2 separate regions of the Homo sapiens genome follow, and region 2 is linked to region 1. A link is a contact called in ENCODE Hi-C or POLR2A ChIA-PET data. All regions are on one chromosome and are shown on one strand. Each heading gives the region's core, a stretch centred on a gene start or an enhancer-like site at or near the end of the contact. The rest is flanking DNA. Distances are from core to core; before and after follow the strand shown. Region 1 overlaps ZSWIM5 (zinc finger SWIM-type containing 5). Region 2 holds the start of LINC01144 (long intergenic non-protein coding RNA 1144).

The links. Hi-C counts contacts between places; a loop is a spot of excess contacts on that map. ChIA-PET counts read pairs that join two places held with the same protein, here RNA polymerase II (POLR2A). Pooled maps may share reads with other maps.
Region 2: a pooled map shows a loop between it and region 1 (6-fold over the local background). The contact joins the promoter of LINC01144 here to the enhancer-like site in region 1. A Hi-C loop is called at or near these places in 2 of 37 single-sample maps with no recorded cell type and 8 of 50 pooled maps. POLR2A ChIA-PET finds 5 or more read pairs at or near these places in 16 of 52 experiments (A673, CD4-positive, alpha-beta T cell, CD4-positive, alpha-beta memory T cell and 12 more).

What each region holds. Positions count from the first base shown.
Region 1 is chr1:45,047,861-45,053,032 of GRCh38, forward strand. ZSWIM5 (zinc finger SWIM-type containing 5) reads right to left here. Exons shown (of 14, transcript NM_020883.2): 5 at 3,214-3,393. Among named protein-coding and RNA genes, the nearest start is that of UROD, 38 kb to the left of the region's middle. Within about 2 kb of position 3,676, at least 2 of the 41 ENCODE cell types and tissues checked have a DNase peak (open chromatin) inside an H3K27ac peak, as active enhancers do.
Region 2 is chr1:45,300,712-45,305,520 of GRCh38, forward strand. It overlaps LINC01144 (long intergenic non-protein coding RNA 1144), which reads left to right and starts at 3,199. Exons shown (of 1, transcript NR_024270.1): 1 at 3,199-4,809. LOC105378691 (a long non-coding RNA gene) reads right to left here and starts at 3,035. Exons shown (of 3, transcript XR_947287.4): 1 at 2,781-3,035. RefSeq lists enhancers at 2,772-2,831, 3,292-3,531 and a silencer at 2,922-3,101.

The DNA.
Region 1 (5,172 bases), core at 2,426-4,925:
TGAGGAAGGAGAGGAAGTACAGAAAATTTTAGGAAAAAGATGGTGTGAAATAGTAATTTATAAGAGTGAAAGATGGCACAGACTAGGGAAATGTACTAGATGTCTAGAAAGTACTGAGGACCCACTTGAAATGAGTGGTCATAAACTTAAAATAAGACCAGTTATTATGGTTGTTTCTTTCTTTCTTTCTTTCTTTCTTTCTTTCTTTCCTTTTCTTTTCTCTTTTTTTTTTTTTTTTTTTGAGACAGGGTCTCATTTTGTTGCCCAGGCTGGAGTGCAGTGGCATGACCGTGGCTCATTGAAGCCTTGACCTCCTGGGCTCAAGCAATCCACGATACCTGGCTAATTTTTGTATTTTTTGTAGAGACAGGATTTCACCATGTTGCCCAGGCTGGTCTCGAACTCCTGAGTTCAAGGGTTCTGCCAGCCTTGGTCTCCCAAAGTACTGGGATTATAGGCAGGAACCACTGTGCCCGGCATGGTTGTTTCTCTCCAGCCATATTCAGCTGTGCAAGTGTACCAAGTAATTAGAGCTGGAATGAACTAAGTTTAGAGTTTTTCCATCAGTGTATCAAAGACAAAGAGGGAGTTAAGTGTGTATGCAAAGGAGTGATTGTAATGAGTTACCAAGGACTCTAACGTGGATGAGGAGGAAAATGAGGCTATCAGAGTGAAAACACATTTTGTCTTACACAGTAAGACAAAAATTCCTAGTGGGTAAAAGAATTATTGAAACTGGGATACTAAAGAAAAGAAGCTAGCAAGATTGATGGTGGTAACTGGTGATGCATGAAATTGAGATTATGAAGAGGGTGTAGTTTTTGGTAATGTCAAGGTTTAGGGTATGATTTTGAGGTTGAATGGCTAAGTTATGGTAGAGGATGAGACTACTGGAAAAGAGGAGATCAAATAATTGAGAGGCCAGGGTATTGGAAGGGTCATCTATGTGGCTACTGAAGTCATCAAGAATTATGATAGGAATCAGCATGGTGGCTCATGCCTATAATCCCAGCACTTTGGGAGGCCAAGGCAGGAGGATTGCTTCAGCTCAGGAGTTCGAGACTAGCCTGGGCAACATGACGAAACCCTGTCTCTACAAAAAATACACTCACAAAAAATATTTGGCTGTGAGTGGTGGCTTGCGCCTGTAGTCCCAACTACTCGGGAGGCTGAGATGGGAGGATCACTGAAGCCTGGGAGACAGAAGTTGCAGTGAGACGAGATCACGCCACTTCACTCTAGCGTGGGTGACACAGTGAGACCCAGTCTCAAAAAAAGAAATTAAAAAAAGAATTATGATCAGAATAGTGATAGAAAGTAGTATTACTAAGCCAATAGCTAAAAATCTTCAAGGACTGAGAGGGATTGACCCAGAGGTCTACAGATGACAAAAACCAGGATGGTGGCAGACAGTATAGTTTGATGGCAGAAACTTAAACCTGGGGGTATTTTAAGAAGGTAGGAAGAATTATGTAGAAATGACTATGAAGAATAGGCAGGAATCAACTGCTTCTCCAGCCCCAAAGGTAAAGGGATGTGAGAGAGGTATCAATCACATCCTGATTGATGTCATTGATATCAATCTGAGAAGGCTTTAGAAGCAGCAACATCTTCAAAGGAGAGCTAACAACAACAAAGAACCAATATATTATGACAAGGAAGAAACTGCCAGACCAGGCTGGTCGCGGTGGCTCATGCCTGTAATACTAGCACTTTGGGAGGCCAAGACGGGCAGATCACTTGAGGAGTTTGACACCAGCCTGGCCAATATGGTGAAACCCTGTATCTACTAAATATACAAAAATTAGCCAGGTGTGGTGGCCCACGCCTGTAGTCCCAACTACTCGGGAAGCTGAGGCAGCAGAATTGCTTGAACCTGGGAGGCAGAGGTTGCAGTGAGCCGAGATCGCAGTACTGCACTCCAGCCTGGGCAACAGAACAAAGCATGTGTTTGTATGCATTTGACCCTCTCTATGCTATCCAAAGCCACTATCAAAGAGATGGCTTCCTGTGTTGTGGAAGCTAGATGAATGCCAGGAAAGGGTAAAGAAGTGGCAAAATTGTAGCCTTTACCTCTTTCATTACCTTAGTTGTCTTAAATATACTGACAACTAATTATGGTACAGAATAAGACCAAACAAAAACAAAAATTTTCATGATTTCCTCCTTGAGACTGAAAATACCAATAGAGTTATTTGAAATAAAAGGAACTGCCAGGCGCAGTGGCTCATGCCTGTAATCCCAGCATTCTGAGAGGCTGACGGTGGGCAGATCACCTGGGGTCAGGAGTTCAAGACCAGGCTGGCCAACATGGCAAAACCCCATCTCTACTAAAAATACAAAAATTAGCCGGGCGTGGTGGCTCTCACACCTGAAATCCCAGCTACTCGGGAGGCTGAGGCATGAGAATTGCTTGAACCCTGGAGGCAGAGGTTGCAGTGAGCCAAGATCGCGCCACTGCACTCCAGCCTGGGGGATAGAGTGAGACCTTGTCTCCAAATAAAATAAAATAAAAGGAACCAATTGTAAAATCAGTGTCTGATAAAATCTTCTACCAATAAAGGCTCTCAATAGGCTAAAGAATAATCAATTGACAACATCAAATAGACTGAATTAGTTGAACTAAAACTGATACGAATGCTGATGTCAAGTGATGTCTGTAGGCGAGTGGGCTCAAAGGGTGGAGGGTATGGTATCACTGTACTGGATGTGTCTTAAAATGGGGCAGGAATCCTACCAATAATATGGGAGGATGATCCCACCCAGCTATTTGCTGTATAAAAATTTGAGGAAAACAGAAGTAAGAAAAGCTATGGTCAGGACACTTTTTAAAATTGCTTCTTACAGGTCTTTTGTTCCTCCCCTAAGTTAGGTCTCAGCTAAAACCAACCCCAACTGAAGCCAAGATATTTAATACATTAGACATGAAGAACCAGAAGAGTAGACCAGGAGTCACGCAGAGGCTCTAGGACATTATGCTGGGCACTGTAAGGACACTCTAGATGTGGAAAAGGACAGCAACTCAATGTCAAAGATAAAAGCTTATCCTTACTTAAGGTTCGGCATTTCAAGATGAATAAAAACACAGGCTTTTCTTATTTAGAATGGCAATTCTGACAGCTAAAAGGCTATCCAGCTACCATTGTTCTAGGGTTTACCCTCCCACCTTTTGAAGTTCCAGGTACAAAGAGCCTAAAAGGACACTTGGCTCACCTGGGCTGTGAATGGCACTCTGGGGAAGTGCATTGGTGATGTTGGGCAGCTCATGTCCATAGTTTCCATCCTCCAGGGGACAGACATCCAGGTCGCTCCACTTCTGCAGCTGCTGCAGCCAGCAGGATTTCTCCTCCAGTTTGCAGTGTGGATTTAAAATTATGCACACCCATAAAGCCCCTGGAAAATAAAGCAACCCATATTCTTAACATCTCTCCTTTGATGTGTGTGTAAGCCTTAATGTTTCAGTTTCATTTTTAGATGGTAGAGAAAGTTTCCAAAGCATTATCTTTTCTTAATATAAAAAACTTGCTAAGATTTTCAGAACTGGCTTGTTTTTCCTTCCCAACACTTCCTTAAAGTAGAGTGACTATCTTATTTCAATCTGTGTGCCTGTGATATAAAGACAGATTTAGGCTTGAACTCTGAGCTCAAATCTGCAGTGTAATAAATATTTATTAAGAGCCTCCTATGTTAAGGCTCTGTGCTGGTGAATAAAGCAGACACTGTTCCTACCCTTGAGGAACTGTCTAGTGAGGGAGACAGATAAATAAACATAATTCCATTTGAATATGATAAGTATTAAGATAAAGATATGTTCAGGGTATGAAAGCAGCATAGAGGAAGGGCATTTAACACAAGGACATGGTTGGAAGCGAGGAAGTCAGAAAAGGTTTTATTTTTTTGCTTAGCTGAACTTCCTGAGCTTCATCAAATCATTCAATTGTAAAACTGAGATCATAAAAATACCTACTTTGTAGGGATATTGTGAGAATTTAATGAGATAACCTTTGTAAAGGGTCTAGCATATTACCTAGCACATAGTAGAATCTTGGTATTTGCTTATCCAAGAAAAATAATTTATTTGGACTTGGATTTTCAAACTGCTGATAACTTGTGATGCCTTAAAACCATTACTTTCTTGGGATTTTTTTTTTTTTTTGAGACAAAGTCTCGCTCTTGCCCCCCAAGCTGGAGTGAGATGGGGCGATCTTGGCTCACTGCTGCAACCTCCACCTCCTGAGTTCAAGCAATTCTCCAGCCTCAGCGCCCCCCCTCGCACCCCACCCCCAACCCTAGTAGCTGGGATTACAGGCATCCGCCACCATGCCCGGCTAATTTTTGTATTTTTAGTAGAGATGAGGTTTCACCATGTCGGCTAGGTTTGTTTAGAACTCCTGACCTCAGGTGATCCACTCGCCTTGGCCTCCCAAAGTGCTGGGATTACAGGCGTGAGCCACCATGGCTGGCTGCAGTATGTCTTAATATAAACATCCTTTAGGATGTAGTTACATCCATGGATAGAAGTACATTTGGACACTATTTCAAAGCCTCTCAAAGCCAAATAGGAATGTTTTGAAAAGCCATCTTAGCCTCAATTTCAGATATTAATTGAAGATGAAAATTAATTTCTGGCTGGGTGCTGTGGCTCACACTTATAATCCCAGCACTTTGGCAGGCCAAGGAGGGCAGATCACTTGAGCTCAGGAGTTTGAGACCAGCCTGGGCAACATGGTGAAACCCTGTCTCTCCCAAAAATACAAAAAATTAGCTGGGCATGGTGGTATGCACCCAGCTGGTCCCAGCTACTCAGGAGGCTGAGGTGGGAGGATTGTTTGAGCCCAGGAGGTGGAAGTTACAGTGAGCCGAGATCACACCACTGCACTCCAGCATGGGTGATGGGAAAAAAAAAAAAGAAAAAACCCTCATTTCTATTTTTTCAATTCAATTTTTTAAATGTACCATGAAAAAGAAACTATATTATGTGTTGGGTGCAGTGGCTCACTCCTGTAATCCTAGCCCTGTGGGAGGCTGAGGTGGGCGGATCACCTGAGGTCGGGAGTTCAAGACCAGCCTGACTGCCATGGAGAAACCCCGTCTCTACTAAAAATACAAAAAATTAGCCAGGTGTGTTGGTGCATGCCTGTAATCCCAGCTACTTGGGAGGCTGTGGTAGGA
Region 2 (4,809 bases), core at 1,949-4,448, 250 kb after region 1:
GGAGAAAACAGCAAAGAAAAAAGCCCTGAGTGCGAAGGAACAGAAAACCTTCAAGAAACAAATTATGGCATGGAGAAGGGGACAGCGGTAACCAAAAAAAGCTGGAGAGTTTGTCTGAGCCTAATCAACCATGGAAAAAGTTTCTGTCTTTACCCTAGGAGCAATCAGAACTTATTGAAAGGTTTTAAAAAGCAGGATAGTAACATAATTAGATCTGCATTTCTCAAAGTTAACTCTGGCTACAGGGTGGAAGCTGGTTTAAAGAGTAGCAAGCCTACCACTTCAACCCAGGGGGTCAAGGCCACAACGAACTGAGATCACGCCAGGGCACTCCAGCCTGGGGTACAAAGTGAGACCCTGCCTCAAAAAAAAAAAAAAAAAAAAAAAAAGAGTAGCAAGCCTAAAGCCAGGGAGGCAATTAGAATTAGAATATCATTGCAGTGTCCAGGTGGTACAGAAGGTGGTGGGGACAAAGGGAGGAAAAGAAAGGTGACCGTTGGTAAGAAATAATGGAAAATTGGCCGGGCGCAGCGGCTCACGCCTGTAATCCCAGCACTTTGGGAGGCCGAGGTGGGCGGATCACAAGGTCAGGAGATTGAGACCATCCCGGCTAACACGGTGAAACCCCATCTCTACTACAAATACAAAAAATTAGCCAGGCGTGGTGGCAGGCGCCCGTAGTCCCAGCTACTCAGGAGGCTGAGGCAGGAGAATGGCATGAACCCAGGAGGCGGAGCTTGCAGCGAGCTGAGACCACGCCACTGCACTCCAGCCTGGGTGACAGAGCGAGATTCCGTCTCAAAAAAAAAAAAAAAAAAAAAAGGAAAATTAGCCAGGCATGGTGGTGTGTCTGTGGTCCCAGCTTCCCAGCTTCTCGGGAGGCTAAGGCAGGAGGAGCTGGAGAGGTTGAGGTTACAGTGAGGCATGATTGCACCACTACACTCCAGCCTGGGCAACAGAGCGAGAACCTGTCTCAAAAGAAAAAAAAAAGGGAAAAGGATTATGGAAATAGAATGGGCAGGGCCATGGTGATTGACTAGAGGTGCGCATTGAGGAATAGGGACATTCAAGTAACCAGACCTGTAGGTTTCTGGCTAGGAGAGCAGTGGAACAGCTACTGAGATGGGAGCATGAGAAGGGGGAGGATAATGTTGGGTATGATTGATTTGAGGTCCCTGTGGGACATTCAACTCAAGATGACAAATAAGCAGTTGAATAAAGGTTAGGAAGGGAGACTTCACTGTGTGGATCAACTGCATGTAGATGGTAACCAAAGCTCTGAGCAGCACCAACATTTCAGAGTGGGCAGAGGAAAGACAACATGGCTAGAGCAAAACCAGGCGAATGTGGCACTATGAAAGCTGGGAGAAGAATGTTTCACAAAGGAGAGAATGGTCAACTGTATGAAGTCTTTTAGAGAAGCAGTGAAATGAGATCTGAAGATTGTCCATAGGACAACATGAAGATCATTGGTGACCTTAGAGCCTTTGAAGGTGCAGTGATAGAGAGAAGCCAAATTAGAATGAGTTGTGGAGTGAGTAGGAGGTAAGGTTGTGGAGAAAGCGAGTGCAGACAATTTGAATAAATGTAGCTAAACAAGTCACTAGTGGGAGGGTAAATAGGTAAAATCATAAATTAAACACACACATAGCTTTTACCCCAACAATTCTACTTCCAAGAAATCAGCCTACAAATATACTCCATATGTGCACAAAGACCTACAGAAAGGATGTTTACTACACCATTTTATAAACAGCTACAATGTTAATCAATAGGGGGCTGGTTAAATTAATATAACACATCCACACAATATAACACACACAGGGTATTACGTGGCCATTAAAAATACCATGGTAGGCTGGGCGCAGTGGCTGACACCTGTAATCCCAGCACTCTGGGAGGCCAAGGCAGGTGATCACCTGAGGTCAAGTGTTCGAGACCAGCCTGGCCAACATGGCGAAACTCCCTCTCTACCAAAAATACAAAAATTAACTGGGCATGGTGCAGGTGCCTGTAATCCCAGCTATTCTGGAAGCTGAGGCAGGAGAATCACTTGAACCCCGGAGGCGGAGGATGCAATTAGCCGAGATCGTGCCATTGCCTGGGCGACAGAGCAAGACTTCTGTTTAAAAAAAAAAAAAATCATGGTAGGGCCGGGCACGGTGGCTCAGCCTGTAATCCCAGCACTTTGGGAGGCCAAGGCAGGCAGATCACCTGAGGCCACGAGTTCCAGACCAGCCTGGCCAACATGGCAGAAACCCCCATCTCTACTAAAAAGACAAAAATTAGCCCAGCGTGGTGGCGCATGCCTGTAATCCCAGCTACATGGGTGGCTGAGACACGAGAATCGCTTGAACCCAGTGGTGTGCCACTGCACTCCAGTCTGGGCAACAGAACCAGACTCCATTTAAAAAAAAAAAAAAAGTACATATGGTAAATATTATGTGTATTTTACCAAAACAAGTTTTTATTTTTAAGGCACAATCTTGCCCTGTCGTCCAGGCTGGAGTGCAGTGGCGCGATCACAGCTCACTGCAGCCTTAACCTCCCCCAGCTCGGGCGATCCTCCCACCTCAACCTCCCGAGTAGCTGGGACCACAGGCCTGCGCCACTACGCCCGGCTAATTTTTGTATTTTTGTAGAGACGGGGTTTCACCATGTTGGCCAGGCGGATCTCGAACTCGTGATTTCAAGTGATCCGCCCGCCTCGGCCTCCCAAAGCGCTGGGATTACAGGCGTGAGTCACCGCACCTAGCCGAAAAAGAATTTTTTAAAGTCACCATCTCTACGAGGTTTTTCTGGGCCACCCCCCGGTAAAATGTCAAGCCCTCGACGAGCCGGGAGAGAGTCGGAATCCTGTGGGGGAGGCAGGGGCGTGTCCAGAAAGGCGGGAGCTTCCGGAACCGCTTAGAGCTAAGGGAGCTCGGAGCGGGGGCCGGGGCCGAGGGCGGAGCAGGGTGGGGAAGGGGCGGGTCCAGAAAGACGGGAGCTTCCGAGGCCGCCTCCACAGGAAGGGAAAGGGGCGGGAGCTTGGAGGGGGCGGGTCCAGAATGGCGGGAGCTTCCGGGGCCGCCGCCTCTGGAAGGAAAAGGGGAGGGAACGTAGAGGGGGAGGGAACGTAGAGGGGGCGGGACCAGGAACGAGAGCGCGTGGGTTTCTGGGGTGTCCGCCGGCGCCCCCTGGGATTGGGGAGAGAGGGAAGGGCTGAGGCTCACGGTTTCGGAGTAAGGGGAGCGGCCCGGCGAGCCGCCGCGCCTGGGTTAAGAGCTGCAGGAGGAACGTGGCTTCACGAGTTCGGCTCCTCGGCCATCCACAGCCCGGGCCTCCGCCTCTGCTGACCTGGCGGCTGTAGAAGGCAGAAGAGGCCTGAAACCTGCAGCAGGAGCACCACCCTGCCCCGCGGCCCCGCGCGCCCTCCAGTGGCGTCATCCCATCCGCTTTGATCTCGACTGGCGCGCCTACCCTCGGCAGCGGCACCCCTTGGGAGCGCAATCGCGGGCAGACTCCGAGGACCCATCTTGCGAAAGTTCTGCGAGGTCCTGACTTTAAGGGAACAGGGGTCGTACTTGGGCCATGGCCGGAAGGGAGATCCAACATCCATGACGACGTCTACCCCCCAGCCTGCCCCTTCAGAGCCCAGTCTGTGCCTTGCGTCAAAGTCAAGCAAGGGCTCTTGTAGGGCACCGAGCCCCAGCCAAAATCACCCTTTTCTTTCAGATAGCCCCCACTTACCCCCAGAAACCTTACTCTCTCCCTCGGGAGCAGGTGGGAAGTGAAAGGCCGGGGGGGCTGTTTCTGCTCTGCTTGTCTGTACCTGTGGCCCTTGAGTGGAAAACCCCGCCGCTGGACCAAAGACCTGGAGGCTCCAGGATTGCCCACTTGGGACCCTGACTATGAAGGGTCAAGATAGCCCATTCTGCCCCAGCACTCAGAGCCCTATTACCAAGGCCCCTACTCCAAGAATCCACCATCAAAACCGGGGCCCTGCCAGTGCCTTCCCAGTGTTCAGGCCTAGGGAAGAATAGCCCCATTATGCCTGTTACTCCTGATCCTTCTGCAGTCTCTCTCTTTGTGACCCCATGGCCTTTGCTGCTATGTCTGCCCTGGCCCCACAGAGTGCCAGGTCAGAGCCACCCTGGCCTACATAGCAGGGCCCCGGTTCACAGGCTAAAACCTGGGCCTCCTGCCAGGCTGCAACTCCCAGCTGCACACCGCAACCTGAGACATCTCAGCATATTCTAGGAACTAGTAATGGGGACGCTTCCGACTCGCTGGGGAAGGGAGATGAGGGCCTCTAGCTCTCCATGCCCAGTCTCTCATCATCAAAGTCATTTAAGGCCCCAGCGACCCCAGGGTTCAGCAGCATCCTGTTCATCATGAGCAGAGGGGTGACTGAATAGAATGGGAGGCAGGTGTGGCCTGAGCAGTTCCCAACCTGAATTTTCCTTTGAGCTTGGTGATTTGGGGCGGGGGATTGAGATATTTTCCTTTCACTTGTGGGAAATCTTGGGGCCCCACAAATCACTAAGCTGAAGGGAAAAGTCAAGCTGGGAACTACTCAGGGCAAACCTGCCTCCCATTTTATTCAGTCACTCCTCTGCTCGCTGAGATAGACACATACCTGATTGCCTCCTTTGGAGAGGCTTGTCAGAAACAAAATAATGCAACCATTTGTCTCTCAGCTACCTGCGACCTGGAAGCCCCCTCCCCACTTCGAGTTGTCCCCGCCTTTCTGGACGGAACCAACGTACTTCTTACATATATCGATTGATGTCTCATGTCTCCTTAAAATGTATGAAAACAAACTGT